Regions from separate parts of the Mus musculus genome. Here region 2 is linked to region 1. A link is a loop called in an ENCODE intact Hi-C map of the cell type or tissue named here. Cell type or tissue: heart. All regions are shown on one strand. Links, peaks and the distances in the headings refer to the core of each region. The heading gives the core; the rest is flanking DNA.

Region 1 (11,371 bases), core at 1,971-9,970:
GTCGTTTATTTAGCCACCCATTTCCTCTCTGACTATTTATGGAACCTCTACCATGCACCGGGCCACAGACCCACTCTAACGTTTGTCAAGGCAAGGTAAGAGTCGACAGCTGTGCTACTGGCTCCTCCCATCCTTTAACTCCCCATTCTTGAGTCTGTCTTACCCAATGGGGACTGCTCCTGCATGTGTTCGTACACTATGGTTGCTGTACACACAATTTGACCAGTCTCACCTGGAGCCTCTTATAGGGAGGAGGTGGTTTCTGTGGCTGACAATTGGAGAGAATATCTGACTGAGACCCAGGGCCCAGAGGGCGGCCCCGAAAGGAGACGGGATTTAGGTGGACATGCAGTTTTGGTTCCTGTACTTCACCTGAGTCCAGGTGTAAGGGCAGAGGACAGTAGGAGGGCTTTAGAGAACTGTCCCCAGTGTAGCGGCTGACCTCAGCATCACCACTTCACCCACAAGCTCCTTCGACACGCAGGCTCTGCCTCTGTACGTGCTCAGAACCCAAATCTGTTTCCACAAGGTCCCCAGGTACTCACTCACTCACTCACACTCTGCTTCGAGGGCATTGTGTGTAATCCCTTCTCTTTATGAATGACAAGGCCGAGGCTGCCAGATATTCTGGGCAGGTGGAAGAACATGTTTAATCAATCATGAGAAATTGACTGTCCAATAAACACCTCCTTGGGGACCAGTCTCCGGGGTCTGAGAGAATACCTTCTATTTCTTGGGACCTTTATATACTTTAGTGGTAAGTAGGAGATCCTGCAACTCTCAAAAAAATAAAAAAGTATCTTTCAATTAACTCGGGGTTACAATGGCCTGGGATAAGATTTACAGTGAGTGACCCAAGAAAAGAATTTCATTAGGTCACCAGGAAAGGAGTTAAAGGAAGTGATAACAAAACACTCCAGACAAGGGCTTGAGTTAAGAAACTATTGGTTGTTGTTTTGCTAAAAAACTTTTGTTATTCTTGAGTCATGATTTTAGGGAATGATGATTTAAAAACAAAAACAAAAAGAAGGCTCTGGATAATCTACAGCCTGGGATTTAAAGGGTTTAGCAAACACATCACAATGCCAAAAAGTTCCGAGATGGCATAGATCTTCCCACCTCCACAGCTAACTTGTTTTTTACAACTTTGTTTTCCCGGGTCAATGCAAGTAGTTTATGAGAGCTTCCTGAATCAAAGCTTGATTTTTTTTTTTTCTGTAGAACATTTTTTTAAAATTAGGTATTTTCTTCATTTACATTTCCAATGCTAATCCAAAAGTCCCTCCCCCCACTTCCCTACCCACCCACTCCCACTTCTTGGCCCTGGCGTTCCCCTGTACTGAGGCATATAAAGTTTGCAATGCCAAGGGGCCTCTTTTCAATGATGGGGTGTCCCTGTGGAGTTTCTTTCTCTTTCTTTAGCATATTTTGTTTCTCAGCCCTTTCTATGTTAAGCTCTCTTCTCTCTCTGTCTCTGTCTCTGTCTCTGTCTCTGTCTCTGTCTCTGTCTCTGTCTGTCTCTGTCTCTCTGTCTCTCTCTCTCTCCACTTACTATATATCCAAAGGAATATACGAGAGAGAGAGAGAGAAGCAAACAACAAAGTTTGATAAAGGAGGCTACAGTACCGATCTATGATTTATGGGACTAACCCTAACCCTAACCCTAATATAGTAGAACTCAAGGGCCTGCATTTTATCAATAGTGACGTCAGAGAAAGTGTGCAGTTTTTTTTTTTTTCTTTTTTTAACCAAATGGACCAAGTAGGTTTTACTGGGATGCTTGTATCTGAGGAACATAAGGAAAAGTCTAAAACCTAAAAGAGATTGTAATACAAAAGGCTCTGTACTAAAGAACATTTTTTAAAAAGATATTTTCTTTATATACATTTCAAATGCTATGCCAAAAGTTTCCTATACCCTCCCTCCGCCCTGCTCCCCTACCCACCCACTCCCTCTTCTTGGCCCTGGCTTTCCCCTGTACTGGGGCATATAAAGTTTACAATACCAATGGGCCTCTCTTCCCAGTGATGGCCGACTAGGACATCTTCTGCTACATATGCAGCTAGAGACAAGAGCTCCAGGGTACTGGTTAGTTCATATTGTTGTTCCACCTATAGGGTTGCAGACCCCTAAACAAAGAATTCTCACCTGAAGAATATCGAATGGCTTAGAAGCACCTGAAAAAATGTTCAGCATCCTTAATCATCAGGGAAATGCAAATCAAAACAACCTTGAGATTCCACCTGACACCAGTCAGAATGGCTAAGATCAAAAATTCAGGCGACAGCAGATGCTGGTGAGGATTGTGGAGAAAGAGGAACACTCCTCCATTGTTGGTGGGATTGCAATCTTGTGCAACCACTCTGGAAGTCAGTCTGGAGGTTCCTCAGAAAGTTGAACATAGTACTACTGGAGGATCCCGCAATATCTCTCCTGGGCATATACCCAGAAGATGCTCCAACTGGTAAGAAGAACACATGCTCCACTATGTTCATAGCAGCCTTATTTATAATAGCTAGAAGCTGGTTTATTTTTTTTTTATTTCTGCATAAAACAGAGTTGTGATTCTGCCATCCACCGTCCCTTTACTCAGCTGAAATTATCAGCCTGCTGCCATCTCATCTTCTCTGGGTTTTTCCTTTTTTCTTCTCCCTCTCCTTCCCCCCTGAACTCCCCCCCCCCACCTTTCTAGTGTTTAATAAAGAAAAACCCTAGACATCATACCATGTAGCTCATTTCCGATAGAAATTTCCTGAAGACCACAAGAGAGAATAGGCTGGGAAAGTGATTTCTTAAGATTGTGTTATTCACAAAAATAGGGGCTTTTTGTTACTGAGACAGGGAGAAATGTAACATGTCTAAAACATGTACATGATACTGTGGGTGTGGAGTTTTGGTCACCTTTCTCCAGGGCACTCTCCCAAAGGCTTTGGGGAGGGAGTCTCTGGAGACTTATAAATCTTTACTAGGAAAATAAAAACAAAATCTTTGAAATCGCAGATATTTGTAAGCCCACAAAGAGGCAAATATCTTTCTGAGAGCATTGTTTATGACTTTAAAGGCTATCAATGTGTAAAGTTTGAGGGAATCTTTCAGCACAAGCACCCCTCACCTATCCGTCCCTCTCCTAACCTGAGGGGCTGCTTATTGTAACCTGAAATCAGTCTGGATCCAGGACGCAAGAGAGAAAAGCACAATGCACGGTTGTTTTAGTGTTTGCAACTTCTCAGATTTATGGAGTATCAACTTATTTAGAAGTTTGGTTATTTTCCATTAGCAAATATCATCCAACTAAATTTGAGCAGAGCACCCTCTGAATAAGTCAAATAGACAAGGGCTCTAAATGAGGAAATTAATTATAGCCAGTGTCCCAGGGAAAAGAACCCCTCTGTGGCACAGAGAAATGTAATTAATGGGAGGGAAGTGCCAACAAATCACTCCTTAAAATATTAACGCTATCAAAGAACAGCTGGAGAAGGAGGAAACTTGACCCTTGGGGGACTGATGGAGGGGCCGTGGCTGCTGTACAGTTTCACACAGTTGTGATGTAATGAAATTCCTCAAATCGTAACTTAAAAAAAAAAAGATATTAAGTAGTGTGGCTCTGGAAAAGTTATTAAGCGTTAGTGTGTCTTCGAGTTTGATTATTTTATTATGATCCTTGTAGCTCATATTTGCTGTGGTTTTAAATCTTTTTCTCTTTATTTTCCTGAAAACAAAACCAACCTCCCTGCTGCCCCTAAAAAACTGGTTTGGTTTTTTGTTGTTTTTTGTTTGTTTGTTTGTTTGTTTTAAGCAGCCTGAAAGCCCGGTGACAGCATTTTTTTTCCTATATAAATAAAAATCCATTAACCACGAAATTTCTACTCCACATGCTTCAATTAAATTCTTAGTTAAGGAAATTTGTTTGCCTAAATGTAATTTGGCTTTACTTAACAGTTTGATAACTTATTATTGCCCCCCAAACATTTATTGTGGAGCAATGCAGTTATAATTTTACACAGTCCTACTCAGTAGTGGCGTGTTGGGTATTTATTTTTATATTTAAATAACAATCTCAATATTTAAGACCTGAAGCTAGGAGTGGTTCTTTACCCGGGATGGAATTTAATTTAGATACTTAAAAATAAACCGTTTTATTCAGCACCGAAGTTTTTCTAGAAGCCTCTGGGACCGTGGGCAAGCTGCGGGTGTAATAAATACTTCTGACCGCGTATACTTGTGTTGGCGGTGCTCTGACAAGTTCTTCCATTTGTTTCAGGAGACTTGCTAATATCTAAATCGGTGACAGGGTGTTCAAAGCGTTTGACAAACCGTGTGGCTGAGACGAACGTCCTCACACGTACCGAACCAATAAACCCCGGAGAGGAAACACAGGTTGCAATAAAAATAAAGTCTTGAGGTTAGCACCGGTTTCACGTAACTCTGGCTTCACAAGGCTCTCCCTCGGCTAGAGGAGCCATGCCCTGCAAACAGCCCACAGGGGACACATCATTTAAATAAATGTGTTTCTTTGCCCGAACAGAAGTTCAGATAGGCTCGATTATCATTAATTCTGCTCTTTTATTTCCTTTGCGGGCGCGGAACACCGAAATCCTGGCCTTTGAAGTGAGGCTGGCGGGGCTGACCCGGGTCCTCCCCGGCGCCGGCTCAGCGGTGCGGGAAGGAGGCGCCTGAGCGTGAACTCGTGGAAGCTGGAAAGGAGGGGTGAAGGGGTGGGAGTGAGGTGCAAATGTTGGTGACCCTAAAAATCAGGTTATCGGAATCGAACGAATCCTCAGAATCGGCGGCCCAGGGACAAACTGAGTCTGTGCACAAGCCGACAGAACAGTTAGGGGACTTCAGACGCCACGCTCGTTTTTTAAAAGAAACCCGTGGAACTCAAGCGCGGCGCAAGTCCCCTCGTGAGCTGGCAGGCGTGGACGGAAGCGGGACCGTAGTCTTCCTCATCCTTCTGCAGGTTTTCCCCTGGCTATGTGACAGCTAGGTGGCAGGCTCGGCCTGGTCCCCTCGGGGTCACCGCCAAGGCCCGGGGTAGCGCCGTGGGTGGGGGCGGAGGGGAGACGCGCGTGAACCTGCGGGCGTGCGGACCGCATCGCGGTGCACCCGCTGTGATTAGCTCGCGCGGCGACCCCGGAGGGCGGACTTTCCTCACCCTCGAGTCTCCTCCTCCCTCTGCCTTTTTAAGGGACGCCCTCCAGGCAGAGCTGTCAGCCACCCCAGGCCCTCTGCACTTGGCCGCGACTGGGCTGTCTCCCGCCTGCGTGACAGTCAGGGGCGGGAGCGGAATTAGCCGTTGGTCCCCGAGACCTGCACGTGGAGAGCCAAGCTCAGTTCCCGGCTCTGCCGGGTACCGGGCGACAGCCCACGATTGGGACATTGCCCGGCCCTGGAGTTGGTCGTTCAGGGCTCGACGGCCCGCAAGAATAGCGGCCTGGCCCCGGGTGCTCCTAGCGCGATGAGCCTGGCTAAAGGCGGCCGCTGCTTCAGTCGCAGCCTACGCGGTGGCCTCCCGCGATCCCTGGTCCCCTCACCCTCGCGCACCATGCTGTCCTCCGGCCAGCGGAGCCCGCAGAGCAGCCCACGCCTCCTGCCCAGCCGCTGCTAACCCACGAGAACGCGTTCTTGACCGGGAGGTCAACCGGCCGCGTGGTGCCTCGGGGAGGCGGAACCTTGGTCCCCCGGAGCTCCGGCTCCGCCCTCGGATTCTCCAGCTGCCACCGGGCGCGGGGCGGCGATGGGGGCGCTGCTGGCGTTCTGTCTGCTCGTGGGCTTGCTACGTTGGGGCCCGGCGGGCGCGCAGCAGCCTGGGGAATACTGCCACGGCTGGGTGGACGCGCAGGGCAACTATCACGAGGGGTTCCAGTGCCCCGAGGACTTCGACACGCAGGACGCCACCATCTGCTGCGGCTCGTGTGCGCTGCGCTACTGCTGCGCGGCAGCCGACGCCAGGTTGGAGCAGGGGGGCTGCACCAACGACCGCGGAGAGCTGGAGCATCCTGGCATCACCGCGCGTAAGTGCGGCATCCCTGGGCGGACATGGCTCGCCCACCCGACACAGGCACGCCTTACTAGCTCGGGCCACAAAGTGGACCACCTCTGGGTCTGGGGATTGAAGAAAAAGAGGGTGATCGTATTTCAGGTCAGGGGTCCTATCGCTTTGCAGTTTGGGTCCCGGCTGCACGTGATGCCCATGGTTCGGCCCTAGGGAAAGTTTGCAAGGGTTCGCAGGAACTGCTGGTCTGGCGGGAACCTGGTGCTTCTAGGGTAGACAGCTGGAGCTAGGTTGGGTTTCCTGGGCGCTCTGGTCAAGTGGGGGAACTCCGGAAGTGCGGGTGCCAGGGAACTCGACTCTGATCACCCCCTTATTTTCTTTTGTCGAGTAGTAGCATTTCGTCACTCTTCCAACTTCCTTACAATTCTCTGCATCCAATTACCCTCTCTAGTCCACCCCCTATTGTCACGCTTTTCAGAAACACCCAAGTCTTTGGAGGTGAGGATTTAAAATTCCGGGTCACAGGGATTTCTCAGGCCCCCTATTCTCACGTCGGAAAACACGGGTCAAATTTCCGCTCACTTGTCCACTTGCTCACTTAAGAGGTGAATAAATCAGGACCCCAGCTGAGGAAATTTACACCTTGAAAAAAAAGTTTTCCACTTGAGTTGGAACATCAGGGAAACCTTTTAAGGCTCAAGGCGAAGGTTTTACTGCCAGGAAACCCGAGAAGTGTGTGGAGCTGAGAGCCTGTGTCTCCCCAGGACTGGGAGGTGGCAGTGTGGGGCCTGCACACTCTGATCCCCAGAAAGACAGGGAGAGAGAAGCAGGTCCTGTCGTCCAAATGATAACTGAGAGGAGGGAGGGGTCAGCATCAAACAGGGTTTTCCTCTGGGGTTTAATTTTGGCGGGGAGGGGAGAGTGTTAAAAAGCCCACTTCTGAGGACCTGGGAAGTAGTTTCTAGACTACATAGCAGAAAGCAGGAACTCAGGGCTATCTTAGCATGTTAGAAAAACCAAACTTCTCTGCTTCTCTAGGCAATGCTAAGCCTGCCTCCTGAGTCGGGAGGGGGGTTGTTCTCCAAAACAGAGACTAGAGGATTGGAGCATTCTCCCCACTTACTGAGTCTGAGATCAGGCCAAACCAGATGGATAGTGCTCTGCCTCCTGCCAGCACTTTAACCTCTGGTGACTTAACTACGCTGGGCCATTTTTCGAATTTAAAACGGGCATATTGCCATCAAAGAGTCAGTTTATTGATGACAGTAGCATACAGCTGTTTGACTCCAGTGCACAGGGAGTGCAGGCCAACTTCACCTGGCCTTCTATACCACTGGTACTCACACAGAGACGGAGACAGGGGGGTGGGGGGTGTAAGGGATGCCGAAGAGCTCACAGTTAGCAGCCCATGGGTAGCTGCTACCTGTCCTACCCTGGCTGAGTCTTTAGAAAATATATGTATTTATATCTGGATAAGAGGGAGTTGCTATCTCTCAAGGCCTCTGTGATAAAAGTTCAACCTGATACAGAAAATCAGGCTCGAGAGCCTTAGTAAACCCACGTGTCCAGTCTGCTGCCCGGAAGCTGGAGCCTGCCTCTCAGTGTGGTTCTTTCACACAGGGGAGAGACCAAGGCAGCTGCCCTGATACCTCTGGAAAAGAAAGCCTTATTTCTATCTGCCTTTTAGAGATGGAAGCAAAGGAGAGTTTGTTTGCTCTGCCTTGGGGATGTGCTCAGAAAGAAGTCTGGGTCACCAGTACTGAGAACTACACACTGTTCTTTCTGTGGGTGGGAATGTAGACACAGAGGTATGATGTCTGGAGTCAGGACTGATGGTTTGTGAGATGGTGGGAGACACAGTAAATTGGGGCTCACTGTGGATTGCTTTCTCCTGCTCTTTCTAGAGCTCTGTAACACCCCGGGGCTTCATTCAACAGGCTTGGTTCTCCTGGCTTAGACAGGAAGCATTTGGACAGGAGATGGATTGTCAGTCTAGGAGATGGGTTAGACCTTTAAGTGTCCCACCATGATCAAACCCCTAAAACCTAGATTTAAATGCACATTCATGGTGATCCCCCAAACTTACCCTCTCCCTTCAGTGCACCAAGAGGACGATATAGGCTTTCTGACCTCCAGATGTTCAATATGATGGCTGATTGCTAACAGAGGCTACAGCACCAGTTTGCTTCCTCCCTGCTAGGAGTAGCAAGAGCATTCCATCACCATGGTTTGTACTTTGGGGGTTGCCAGTCACAGGCAAGCTGACAGCCATGATGAGCCTCTGCCTCCCGTCTCTAAGAGGCCAGAGCAGAGGGTAGGGTTTGAGTGACTTGTACCCAGCATCTGTGTATGTCTGTTTTTGCCTTTTAGAACCTGTCTATGTCCCCTTCCTGATCGTCGGCTCCATCTTCATCGCCTTCATCATTTTGGGCTCTTTAGTGGCTATCTATTGTTGCACCTGTTTGAGACCCAAGGAGCCCTCTCAGCAGCCCATCCGCTTCTCGCTCCGAAGCTATCAGACAGAGACCTTGCCCATGATCCTCACCTCCACCAGCCTCAGAGCAGCTTCCAGGCAGTCCAGCACCGCTACCAGCTCCAGCTCCACGGGAGGATCTGTGCGGAGGTTCTCCTTTGCCAGGGCTGAGCCAAGCTGCCTGGTGCCCTCATCACCCCCACCTTACACCACTGGTCACACCATACACCTAACCCAACCGTCCGGTTTCCTGGTATCACCCCAGTATTTTGCATACCCTCTCCAGCAGGAGCCCCCATTACCTGGGAAGAGCTGTCCAGATTTCAGTTCCAGTTGACGGGGCGATGGCTGTGAATAGGCCACACAGGGAAACGGCAGCCAGCCAGGTGGAGTGCTGCTGTCTCGGCCAAGCCACGCTCACTTCTGAAGAGATGTGTGGTAACCCACCATGCTCATGGAAGAAAGGGCTGGAAAGACTCAGCACTTTCTGGTCTTGAGATTCTTGGCTACAATGACAGGAGGTCTGACTTAGCAATCATGGCGAACGTGACAACCTAGTCACCTTTTGTTAAAATAGTCAGCAGCTTGATGTTCAGTTTGCAAGTTGAAAGAAAATATTTTACCAGACAATTCATCTACCCTTTGTAGAAAAACACCCTGTGTTCCTTTTCCTGAGTTGAATTGTAGTACAAATATATACATAAATAAGGACATACACTTAACTGTAATTATAAAGGTTCACTTAAAAATTAACTATTAAGTAAACTCGAAGGGCCAGTGAACTACCTATTTATAATTTTTGGAGCAACCTAACTATAAGCAATATTAGTATGATGAGAACAGTTACTTCTTAAATTAATAACAAACTTTGTTTTAAAATATGAGTTTTCTTTTTCCAAAATACAAGGTTTCACTAACCACCTGGGAAGCTTAGAGTTTTAAATATAAACTCAGACATGCGCTGTAACCCAGATTAAAGTTTTAAATATCTACTCAGACATGCGTTGCAACCCAGATTCTAGGTAAAAACACCTCCCCCGCCAACCTGAGGGAATATTTATTGCAGACTTTTTGTTCAGCAATATTAGTGTTTAAATAGAAGTTGGACAATTGGGTCTTAAAACATTTATTTGTACAAAGAATTATATATAAACGTGAAGATTTGTAATTTAATTTACTTACCACATTGACGGTACTAATTATTTAGAAGTCATACTGTAATTTTGCTCGAAGTCAAAGGGAGGGGAGACATTAGTGTAAGCATTCAGTATTCCACATTTTATGTGCCACTGTGTTTGATGTCTGGTGACGACACATAAGGACCAGGCTAGAAAATAAATAAATAAATTTATCCAGTTTCCTGAACTCTATTTGGGGTTTTCAAATCAGGATTCTTGATTTGAAATTCATCCAGTCATCTATCACCTTCAGTATCCCTGTACCAAGTCAACAGAGGTAGAGGAGGGTTAATTGGCTCCCTTGTTTTCCAGTTGAGGGTCAGAGAAAACCAGTTCGAAGGCATTGCTCCTTAGCCAGGAAGTTAGAGTGGTGCCAACTTCCAGTCGCTTCTCTCTTCCACATGCAAATCTGGTCTTTCTTCCAAGTATTCAAGATTATATAAAAATCAACTTAAGAGATAATTGGATGTAAAGAACAAATGTCTGAGACTGTGCTCAAACCCACACAACGGGATCACCATCCTGGTTGTAGTAGCTCTTCTGTCCTGTTTCGTTGACAGTTTTAAGTTAACTTCCGCTGAGTTCTCTGTTCTAACACAAGTCAAGTGCAGTGCTGAGCAGTTGTGTGTTAACTTATCCAATCCTCCAAACAACTCAGAGGTATTGTAACTACCATCTTACAAAATTGGAAACGGAGGAAAAGACTAAAGTGTTCAACTTTCTACAGCAAGTTAATACTGGAGTCGGTGTGTAGAGAATGCCTCAAACACCAGATTGGCACCTGCTTTAAAATTTATTTAGCTTCTTTTTGAGATAGAGTGTCCCTACATAGCAAGGCTGCTCTAGAACTCACGATCCCGCCGCCTCAGCACCCCTGTACCCACATACTGGGGTTATGGTTGTGTGACGTCATACCCTGCTTTAATGTGCTGATTCTTGGTCCTACTAAGTGTGGTGAATGTTTCTTATTTTGTAATCTCCTTTAGTTGTTGAAAAAATGAATTACAGGCAATATACCTGTAATTAAAATAAACCCATTCAGTGTGCTAATGAGAGGGAGAGAGAGCAAGAACAAGAGCCAGAGGGAGCAGCAAGAGTGAGAGAGAGTGGAAGGGGGAGAGAGAGAGAGAGAGACAGACAGACAGACAGACAGACACACAGAGAGAGAGAGAGAGAGAGAGAGAGAGAGAGAGAGAGAATCAAAGCTTCAGTAGACTCTGAAGGACTCACAGAGAGGTGACTGAGCTAATTTCACCCTCCCATACCCAGTTCCACAGTGCCTGCTAGAGTATGGAAATGCCCCCTCCCATGCTAAGCACGATTCTAGTTTGTCAGTGGCTGTATTTTCTGTTTCCTGCTGCTTTGGAGAACAGAATGCATTCTTTAGGCGCACCGATGTTGAGTGACTCACCGAGTGCTCACATCTATATTTCCCTGCTGCTGTGGGATTCTCCAACCAATCACCTGGCCATATAGTATTTAAAACTAGGATGGTGTTGTCTATGTAATTTATTGTAACGTGGCATTCAGTGACATTGAGTCAAATCATATACTCATGTACTTGGCGACACAAAAATGTATCTTTGTACAAGCCTTCTCTTTGGAAGCTAAGTGGCTGCTAATACTATTTATGATCTTAACATAATAAAGCCATCCCATGGTAATTTTTAGACATGTCTCTTTCAACAAGCCTTTGAATCACATTCCTCACCTTTGGGTTTGGCC
Region 2 (11,371 bases), core at 1,929-9,928, 120 kb after region 1:
GTGTCCACACTTTGGTCTTTGTTCTTCTTCAGTTTCATGTGTTTTGCAAATTGTATCTTATATCTCGGGTATACTAAGTTTCTGGGCTAATATCCACTTATCAGTGAGTACATATCATTTGAGGTCTTTTGTGATTGTGTTACCTCACTCAGGATGATGCCCTCCAGGTCCAAACATTTGCCTAGGAATTTCATAAATTCATTCCTTTTAATAGCTGATTAGTACTCCATTGTGTAAATGTAGAATGCCAGGGCCAAAAAGTGGGAATGGGTAGGTAGGGGAGTGGGGGGGAGGGTATGGGGGGTCTTTTGGGATAGCATTGGAAATGTAATTGAGGAAAATACGTAATAAAAAAATTTAAATAAAAAAAGAATGCAATGGTTGGGGGCTGAGGAGACACCCCATTGATAAAGTGCTTGCTGAGCTAGCATGAGGATTTGAGCTGGATCTCCATGATCCACCTAACATAGGAAATAGCCAGAGGCCGCCTGACTGTCACCACGTGGCGTAGGCGGTGGGTACCACCACAGTGGCACAGATGCCAGTTAAGATACCACTGTTCTTGAACTTTAGTGATCCTGGGACCGGCTGTGCCTGGGACCGGCTGTGCCTGGGACTCTCAGTTCCGTACCACAGCTGGTTCTCAAAGCCAGCCAGGCTCCTCTGTGGTCTGCACTGTGCAGGCACCGGCCTCTGGGCCTCTTTTTCTCAGCATCCTTCAGCACATCACATTGTGGTTTCACTTACAAAAGAGCTCCTACTTCTTCCCTTTTAGTTCAAGCTGGGCTAGGGCGTTAAAACTAAGGACATTAATTCACAGGAATGCTTGCTGGATGCTTCTGGAGAGATCACGCAACTGGGTCATTCTTCTAAGGCCAAGAAAAAGGCTTTGACTTGATGTTTTCTTCTGAACCACAGAAATCCCATTTGAACTCATAAACCCAAGGGCTTGGCAAGTGAGGCCAGAACTTCACACACCCAGTTGAAAAAGAATCAGGCTCTGAGAAGCGATTTGGGTGTGGCTAGGAAAAAAAAAACAGCATATCTATCTATCCTATCTGAGTCAGACGCCAGCCATGCCCAGAGTGAAAAGTCCACCAAGGAGAGCTGGTAAGAAAGGAGCACTCTCACCAGAAAAGGGGAGCACGGGATCAGAAATGGCAGGAAATCATGGGTACTCTAAGATCACAAGTTGAAGGGAAATCATGAAAATTGTTATGTCCATTTTTAAGGCGCATACTACAAAAAGTATCGTCTGCCTCGCTTACTAAATGGAGAAGTCCCAAGTGAGCCCACTCTTACCCCAAATGCTGGTCTAATGATTATACAACTGCACACTTTATTATGCTTCATTTTTTTGTTTCCAATATTTTTATATATTGTTTTCTTTTTCAACCGACCTGGCAGCCTCACATACAGACTCTCACCATGAGACTGGAATTAAGACAGAACTTTGTTTTCAATCCCTGTTCTGCCAGCTGACAACATGGATATATCCCATAGCGAGTAACTTAAGCTACCTGGGAATCCTACTTTCACAACAGCAAGAAGAGAGTAAAATTACTGATTTGATAGTATTCTTCTGGGGATGAAATTAGATAGAGCATCCCAAACTTTTTGTGTAGTATAGGAGGAAAAAAAACTTGAGTAGTTTTTAACCAATATGACTGGGTGGTTTGGATAGGTATACCCCCCCCCCCCCCCATAGATTCATGAGTTTGAATGCTTGGCTATAGGGAGTGGCACTATTAGGAGGTGTGGCTTCATTGGAGAAGGTGTGGCCTCCAGAAAAGTGTAGGTGGGCTTTGAGGTCTCCTATGCTCAGGCTCCATCCAGTATGGACTCTAGTCGCCTCCTCTAGTCTTTGGATCAAGATGTAGAACTTTTGGGTCCTCCAGCACCATGTCTGCCTGCATGATTCCATGCTTCCCACAATGATGGTAATGGATGGACTAAAGCTTTGAAACTGTAAGCTAGCCCCAAATTAAATGGTTTCTTTTATAAGAGTTGCCTTGGTCATTGAGTTTCTTCACAGCAATAAATCCTTCACGAAGACAATGACGCATCTCCCAATGACATACTTGTTCAGAATATTAAAACTGATCTGCATTGTGAAAGTACAAAAAAGATGAGATGAACGATCGATCAGAAGGCCCACCATTTTTCTGACCATCCTAACGGACCATCTCGTACATTTACTTTAGAGATCCCTGAACTAAATACTCAGGGTATCTGGGAGTTGAGGTTAGTGGTACTGTTGCCTGACTCGAATGTGTGAAGCCTGGAGTTTGATTTCTGACACTGAGGAAAAAAACTCAAACAAACCAATCAGGGGAAGAGTAGAGGACATGAAGGTTAGACACTGTGCAGAAAGGGGCAGGACTGACTTGCAGATGAGCTGACAAGCTGCAGATGTTCTCAAGCAAGGAGTAAACCAGAAACTACCAGGATTCTCAACTGCACAGTCCCCAATACACCATGTAAACCTTCACTCAGCTTTTAGTACAAACGAGAAGTGGCACTTGCAGCTACTAAGAATAGACGTGGTAGTTTTATCTGAGGAGGCATTCCACTGTGATTCCGAAGTCTCCGTGAACCTGGCAGCCATTGGCATTCAAGAAAAGTCCTGCTTTCTATTAAGTTCAGAATTCCTCTAGGAAACTCTTAAGTCGCTTCTTGCCACATGCCACAAGGGGCACAAGGCTGTTGGACTCAGTCACATGGATGTCACGGTTGGTCTGCATTGCACCACATGGAGGCAATCTATAAACATCCTCAAAATATCAACTAGATGTTGAGGGAAAATAAGGGAGATAAAGGAGAAAATAAAAAAGATTATGACTTCAATATACTATCTTAATACCTTGTCTCAGTGTCCAGGGCTCTATCCCTGGTTAGAGTTGCACTTTGTGTGTACGTGTGTGTCAGTGTGCTGTTCCTTTCCAATCACTAAAAGGAAAGCAGAGGTTTTTGCTTAGCTCCCATTACTATGCTTTAGGGCCCCTTATGCATCAGAGTTCAACATATTTGTTTTTGAGTTTTTTCCAAGCATCTTCTCCTCCTTTTATATATAAGTAACATGAGAAGAGCACTTAAAAAAGTGAATGCGCCTACATTTCTAAAGAATGAATGGCATAAAAATTACCTCCTCGTTTCCTAACACACTCCTAAATTGATCCTTAGTGGCGCCATCTTGGAAACCCAGGTCAGCACACACAAAACTCGAGCTAGGGGGCAGACTCTCATTAGGAAAACACCTACGAGGCTCTAGTTTCTGAATAATTTACTTGACTGAATAATTCATTTATTCGTCAAATATTTACTGAGTGATTAACACAGGCCAGATAGTCAAATACCGGGACAGAGTGAGGAATGTGATGAACACAGTCACCGCTCGCAGGAAGCCTCAGTCTAGCAGGCGATTTATGTTAATCACAAAGGAGAGATGATACCAAAGTTATAGCGTTCTGACTTCACTCCTCTGCTCATAAAGGACCTTCTGGCCCATAATCTGTTTTTGGAAAAGAAATGTCAACAGATGGAAAAAAAATGCTCATTTTGAAAAGCATATTTCCCAACTGAAAACTTGAAACAAAAGATAAAACTTCTGTCACCAGGGAAATACTGTGCCTCTCCAGGCTCAGTCTGTATATATGCTGCATCTCGCGTGGCTTTCTCCAACTCTTGAGTACATGACCTGCTTTTGCACGGCAGGCGTCTACATTTAGCAGCAATGTGAAAGACGTAATTTTTTCCTATTGAAGCAAATTAATATAAATACTAAAAAAAAAAACCAAAACCCTATAGCTACTATGAAAACACACAAATTTCGACCGATGATTTAACTTAATTACGTGAAGGTTAAACCAGAGGCCTGTGTCCTGTTAATTTCAAAGGAATATAGCGGCATCATATGAGGATGAGGCAGAAGTAATTTACATGCCTTACAAATGTTAGAATAAAATTAAAAAGGCAGATTACAGTAAGCAGGAGAGAAACTTCATAGAGACAACCACCAGAACTTCCAAACCTCCTGATTATCATTACTTATAATCCTTTCTGATCCATAGAATTAAATGGATCAAAAACTTCAGTTTGTTTTTAAAAATAGTCTGTTGTTTTTGTTTTTTTCAAAGCAAAGCGCACACCTGAAGCGGCTTCTTCGTAAGGTGAACTAAGGTTGACTCTGAATATAGTGCCTGTCCTCCCAAGGAAGGAGGCGAAGGGCAGCAAAACAGGGTGAGTTTGTCGTTTGCAAAATGAGACAACTGTAAATTCTCTCAGGTGGTGACAAAGAGAAGAGGAGGTGCTGCGGACCACAAAGTGGGTCAAGACAGCGGGGAGGACCTGTCAGGGCGCCAGCCCCTCCGTGTCTTAATCCTCTCTACTTTCTAACGGCTGAGAAACTTGGCCTTTCCCAGTAATAAACGCCACCGTTCATCTTATACTCAGTAACTAAGTACTAGTAATCTACTCTAGAAACAACTCACGGTATGAGAAGTTTTTATTATTCTGAAGAGTCTATGATAGGAATGCAAACACTAGCACCCAAACACCATAAACGCTAAATCCCAAATCTTCTCTAATGATAACTGTCCACAGAGAGGACAGTATCGGGGACAGTTTTAAGCCTCCCACATTCTATTCTCTGTGGCATGGCCCTGGAGAGTAAAGCCAGTGGATTCTAAGACATGGATGTCTTGGAAGAAAAGGAGCAGTGTCACAGTAAAGGATGAATGGCAGTATTCTCTTGGATGTGGCCTTTTTGGATCAATCTATCATCCATCTATCCATTCATCCATCCATTCATCCATCCACCCACCCTTTGAGAAAGGGTCTCACTATGTGGCACCAGCTAGCCTGGAACTATCTATGTAGAGTAGGTTGGCTCCAAACAGCCGTCCCCTTTCTTCTGCCTCCTGAGTGCTGGGCTTAAAGGCGTGTGTCACCACGCCTGGCCACATAGTTTCAAGCTTATGTAAGAGTTATAACTCCCAAAGGAAGAGGGGGTTTAACTCAAATTTAAAAACCAAGTCTCTGGTTTGGACAAACAGTGGAGGGATATGAGAGTTTATAACCACAAGTTTAATTATACTATAAAAATTTCACTTACTCTGTCATATATTAAAAATATTGTTTTTTAGCAGAAGCTCTCCAAATCTCTCCACTTTTAGAATGTTTTTGGTGTAATGTGATTACTGTGTGTACGGCACCATGTGTCACTCATTCGAATATACTCGGCAGCATCTTGCATGACAGTGATGCTCTCTGATCCTTTTAAGAAGCACAGTCCTAAAACACCCACACACAGATGTAACATAATACAGTTTTCATGTTGCACTCAGTGGTGCCCGGAGTCCTGGGAGGCTCCTCATGGACCACCATGAGGCACGGTGGAGGCAGAGGAGGAGTTGAAGCCGCTCCTCTCTACCCTTCACGCTAACCGGAGCAGCTTAGCTTTCATCAGTCGCGAATATGATTTACCAATGTTTTGTTTGGGAAATGGACTCTGCTCTAAAAAGCAAAAGCAAACGCGAAAACCGCTCTCAGGGTTTAGAAATGAACCGTCTTTCCACATGCAGTCCAATAGTACTTGTCTACATGCGAATGGATTCCAAAGTCATAAAGAACAGATTGCACAGCCAGTGTATCTCAGACAAAGATGAACTCGGAGGCCGTGACAGCTAAATTTACAGCCAGGTGAAACGTCTCTGGAACTGGTGGTCTCTTCGGTGTCTCGCTGGGCTGTTTGCAAAGGTAGTAACCACATCTTCTGAATGCCAACTCGGCTGATTTTAACAGAGGGGAACCTCAGACCAACAGCAGAGCCATCCCGCTCAGACTCACACACACACACACACACACACACACACACACACACACACACACACACAGATGCACACGTACACACACATACAAAGCCCTGCCATCCTCAAAGGACTCTGCCTAGTCCCGAAAATACTACTGCTCGCTAACTGGCAAAATATTTTTTTGCAGAGCTATTTCAAAGCTTCCTTCAGACCTTCCTCCAAGTTCCTCACTTAGGGAATCTGGGCAGACCACAGTGGTCTCTAAAGAGGCCTATGTTTGGAGTAGGAACACATACAAAATGCTGTTCTTACTTGGAACAGGCAGGCTGAGGAAGGGACTCTGTCTCCCTAACATTCTACATTACAGATTTCACAACAAGAGGGTTACCACGAATGTTAAAAATCAGTTAGCTCTAAATTCCCCCTTTCATTCCTATAAGGGACAGTCTTTAGGAGGTATCTGTATTTGTATACTATTTAAGGGGCCCAGGAAACTTAAATTTTAATGTAACTCATGATCGCCATCTGCTGGATAATGGTTGAATGTGTATCCCAGTTAAAAGTTTTTAATCATAGATGTGTATCATCTATGTGCATTATTAAATAATATGTAAGTATAAGGGACATGTAATATCCCATAATTTATGTAAGAAACAAGCTATCATCCCTAAACTTATTACAGTATTTTATGGAGACAGGAGCATACTTTGAGTTACATGTAGCAATTACATGTGTCTGAGAAGAACCTCCTGCTGCTGGAGTAAGATGTTCCCTAGTGTTCCATGAAGGGGAGGGTGTGGGGAGGGTGTGAGCGAAGGCGAATTAGTCCTCAGAGGTCTTAGTCCCATTTGCCTTCCAACATGGGAAGTACCTAAGTTTCCTAACAGAGAGGAGAAAAATGCCAGCTTTTCCACCTGCTGGCAAGATCCAGAGAGCTCCACCTCAGAGGCTCCCTGCACCTCAGAGGCTCCCTGCACCTCAGAGGCTCCCTGCACCTCAGAGGCTCCCTGCACCTCAGAGGCTCCCTGCACCTCGGAGGCTCCCTGCACCTCAGAGGCTCCTTTTATCCCATGCTGCACACAGGTAAGACACTGAGGGAATCCAGTAACTGGGCAGAGACTGACTGGCAAGTTTAAGCTACAGTGAAGGCCCTTAGATACATTAGAGCACAGAGGTCTGTCTGATAATCCTTTTTTGAGCTCTGTGACCTTGGTCTAGTGTCTTAGCCTCTCTGTTACCTGGGTATCCTCATTTGTAAATAGGGATAATTAGTTCCTCAAAAGGACTAAACATGTCAACAGACGAAAGTGCCACTGTACCGCTAGGCACACAGTAAGGACTACACAAAGTGTTGGTTGTCGTTAATTAAGGAGACAAGAATTCTCGCTCCAGATGCAGCTTCAGTCACAGGATATCTACCGCTGTCAGCCCGAATAGGCTTTTTTTGTTTAACTGTAAAATGCAGGCATTTGACAGAGATCATAAAGGAACACAGTAAGTAGTTACAGCCCAAGTGAGTGCAGGAGAAAGGACCAGGCCGCTGACTGTTCTACTACAGTTTATTACAAATCCACAAAGCTATATCATTTCATATTACATAAACATAGTAATTACACATAACAGACACATCATGTCTGCGTCTGCATATGTATGTGTCCGTGTGAGCACACTTGCCTCTGTGCAGATGTCCCCATGTGCTTAAGTAAGTGGCTGCCTTTGTGTGTACCTGACCCAAGTCTTCAGTGGTGCAGAAGCAATGGGATACACTAGCGGGAGACTGCTTGTATTCAGAACCTACTCATGACGCAAAACAGCGAAGATCTACATACAATAACAGCTAGTCCTTGGGCCCTTTCAGAAAGCTATTAGACTATCTTAAGATGTATTAATTTATTGATCGCGAGACTCGATCATAAGGCTTGTCATTAAATAGATGAACACAGGTAGATAGGAAAGGTGAAAGTGGGCTCCTTGGATTGGCAGCTTCATAATCACAGAAAGTACTGTGCGAAGAACTCGAAGACATGGGAGCCAGGAAGGGAAAAGGAGAGGCCTGGGAGCCCTATAACATACCCGAACCAGCATCCATTTAGAGAACTTCAACCGTAGGCACCTCCCATCCTGAAGGCATTAAACTGTTAAATAAACTGGTAAAGATCTTTCTCTATAGGTCTACCTTCTGTCCTTCCTGGTCCATGCCACGAAAGGAACTCGGCAAGCCCCTAGACAACTACCCCTTTACATATACTGGTTTCGCACTTTACTGGTCCCCAAGCAAAGAATGGACATTTGCGGAAACGCACTCACTGTCTGAAGGTGACAATGTTCCACGCACCTTTTCAATTAGTTCGTAGCTCTCCTCCAGCTTCAGCAGCCTGTTCTGTACCGACGTGGATGCGCGGTGGTAGACGGCCCGCCACTCCTCGAAGTCGCTCTCAGAAATCTCAGCCACAGCAAAACACAAAGTCCTCAGCCCTGTAAAAGGCAGCACACCCAATAGATTTCGTCGCTAGCCTGATGCTCCCATTATTTAACAAGACCCAATTTTGAGTAGTCTCACTGAGTTTTAAACAATTTGCTGATGTGTCCATTTAGCTGTGACAAAACCTCAGTATCCAATGTCTAGAATGCTCTCCCAGCTTTTGAATTTTGCACCTTCCTCATGATTCCCAGACCCTCGAACCCTTCATCTACATGTAGGGTAACTTTCCTAAAAGCTTCATCTTAGCAAGCTGCTCCCCATGATGGAAGTCCCAAACCTGGAGTGTGGCTAACGCCCTGCATCCATTTCACCATACTCCTGGGCCACCCAGTTCCTGTGACAGACGTGGGTTCCCTGCACAGGCTATCCATTTTACCTTCCTTTCCCCAGCACCCCTTCACTGGCTGCAAGACAGCTCTACCTCCTGAGAAGGGGGCAGAGAAGAGCAGAGCTACTGACGACTGGATCGCTCCGCTGAACCTAATCTGAGGCACTGCATTACAGCACAGGTTTCTTTCCCTCATTTGGAAACTGGCTGGAAGCTTACTTGCAATGGAGCAGAAATATCCTTCAGCCTGAGGTCAGAAGGAATGGGATAGAGATTAGGGGTGGGGTGGGGTGCCAAGCCAATTGAAATAGAGGAACTAGAACCTGTGTAATACTGTTAACCAGAGTGGAGGTGTCCAGACTTTAAGACCACCTCCCCAAACATGCAAGGCCTGTATGTTGGGCAGCACAAACCTGGCATATGGGGCCAGGGGCTTGTAGACGTCTGAATTCTTGCATTCTTGGGAACTTGGAGAAAATCATGACCTTATATTCAGAAGCATCTATCTATCTATCTATCTATCTATCTATCTATCTATCTATCTATCTATCTATCTATCTATCCATCCATCCATCCATCCATCCATCCATCCATCCATCCATCCATCCATCTATCTATCTATCTATCTATCTATCTATCTATCTATCTATCTAACTATGTCTTTAAAAAATATTCCTATCCTTTCAAGCCTTGATTATGGGGAAACAACGACATGGGCAGGGCCATGCAACAGGAGTGAAAATGGAGACTGGTGATTAGATTAGATTTGATTAGCAATCAAATGCTGTGGTAAGATTCTATACATTCTGCATTAATGGGCTGAGAAGTTTAATGACTTCCACTCCCACTCACCAGATCGGCTCCCTAGACCCTGTATTGCTTGCCTCGTACACCATCATGTATTTCAGGAGGCCAGCTACAGGGATGATGTTATTTACCACAGACTCCAAGGCCTTAGATAGACACTGGCATGTAGTGGGGCTTAATAATAATAATATTTATGTAATCATATATGTAGCCATTTCTTTCTTGTTATACAGATCACAAAAGCTCAGTTTTTTTGTTTTTTTGTTTTAAATTTCCCTTAGCAAATTCCATGAGATGCAAGGTAAAGCATTTAGATGATATCCATTCTAAAAAGTGGCACAGATTTAAAGGCCTGACTCCTTCAAATGGGGACAAGGTCTCTTGTCTCTCAGCATTTTAAATTTTTGTTTGTTTTGTTTTGTGTTTTAAGAAAAACTGTGTGAATGTCTAAGCATAGGAATATCTAAATTATCACCAATAACCAATGGAGTAAAACTGCCAATAGCCTTGCAAAATATCAAAGGCCTATGATTTCTTTGTGTTTCAATCCTGTTCTTTTTTTTTTATTTTTATTTATTTATTTATTCATTTATTTATTTATTTAGGTATTTTCCTCGTTTACATTTTCAATGCTATCCCAAAGGTCCCCCATACCCACCCCCCCCAATCCCCTACCTACCTATTCCCCCTTTTTGGCCCTGGCATTCCCCTGTACTGGGGCATATAAAGTTTGCAAGTCCAACGGGCCTCTCTTTCCAGTGATGGCCGACTAGGCCATCTTTTGATACATATGCAGCTAGAGTCAAGCGCTCCGGGGGGTGGGGGGTGAGTACTGGTTAGTTCATATTGTTGTTCCACCTATAGGGTTGCAGTTCCCTTTAGCTCCTTGGGTAATTTCTCTAGCTCCTCCATTGGGGGCCGTTTGACCCATCCAATAGCTGACTGTGAGCATCCACTTCTGTGTTTGCTAGGCCCGGGCCTAGTCTCACAAGAGAGAGCTATATCTGGGTCCTTTCAGCAAAATCTTGCTAGTGTATGCAATGGTGTCAGCATTTGGAAGCTGTCAATCCTGTTCTGTTTCCATATCATGCTCACCTTCTGTAGCAAACTGTTCCAAGTGTTTTAGGGTGATTTCTTTGTACTTTGAGGTCTCTGCAAGTCGTTCATAAATTACTGTGTCCTGGAAAGTAAGCAGAAGGTTTGGTGGATTAATTAAGCATCCCGAATTTAATAAGATCGAGATCAGCCACATTACTGGTTGCTGTGCAAACATCTCCCAGTGTTTCCTTTAAAGCACTGAATATTTTTGTCTATGAGTAACAAGGACTCGCCAAAGACAGGAAGGAAGACGGCTGGCCCTGTGGGTTTTGCATCCATGGAATCAATCAAACACAGACAGAAAATGCAGCTTGGCCTGGACGGTTGGGTCTGCAGAGACTATCACAGTTTTTCTTGTGATAATTCCACCAGCAGTATGGGAGTACTTTTCACATGTTTATATTTCAGTAAGAATTCCAAGTCATCTAGAATTGGCTGGAAAAAAACAGAGAAGGAACTGGGCCTGGTGGCCAACATTTATAGTGGAGGTGGGAGGATGTCTGTGTAATGTACAGAGCACTTAGGGAAGAATGGTCTAGAACTCAGGGAACGTTGGGAAATGCTGACCTGACAGGGTCTGTCCTATGCAGATCTGCCTTGAGCTAGAGTCTCAGTGGCTGCAGGATGTGCATAAAATTTACCCAGCTTTAGAACCTTCCAGGGACAAGAGCACCTTTGGAGGTCTGTGCTATCAGATGGACGAACATGAGACATCCGTGGACCACCAAGTGTCCTGAGATGCCCCCTGGGGACGGAACGAGGACCGGCAATCAATCCCTGAGCTGCCTCAAACCGCTAATGATTCTGACACTGTCTCTAGCTTTAAGACTTGGTTGACTCCATTTG

Evidence for each region. A loop is a pair of places that touch in the nucleus more often than their neighbours do. Peaks named below come from ENCODE experiments on the same cell type or tissue, not always from the same donor. Only the 100,000 strongest peaks of a DNase experiment are listed, where the experiment ranks them.
Region 2: it touches region 1 in a loop (6-fold over the local background); 7 of 42 quality-filtered maps call a loop at or near these places.

The regions. Positions count from the first base shown.
Region 1 is chr5:67,602,671-67,614,041 of GRCm38, forward strand. Shisa3 (shisa family member 3) reads left to right here and starts at 5,213. Exons shown (of 2, transcript NM_001033415.3): 1 at 5,213-6,014; 2 at 8,366-11,317. The coding sequence starts at 5,738. The coding sequence ends at 8,805. In heart, for the core only: a CTCF peak has its summit at 4,974; a DNase peak (open chromatin) is centred at 5,441; H3K4me3 peaks cover 2,610 bases; H3K27ac peaks cover 1,467 bases; H3K27me3 peaks cover 5,527 bases.
Region 2 is chr5:67,721,647-67,733,017 of GRCm38, forward strand. It overlaps Atp8a1 (ATPase, aminophospholipid transporter (APLT), class I, type 8A, member 1), which reads right to left. Exons shown (of 37, transcript NM_001038999.2): 21 at 10,523-10,607; 22 at 8,146-8,285. Among named protein-coding and RNA genes, the nearest start is that of Gm46914, 24 kb to the left of the region's middle. In heart, for the core only: CTCF peaks have their summits at 2,715 and 6,342 (motif pointing left); no DNase peak of the experiment used is centred there.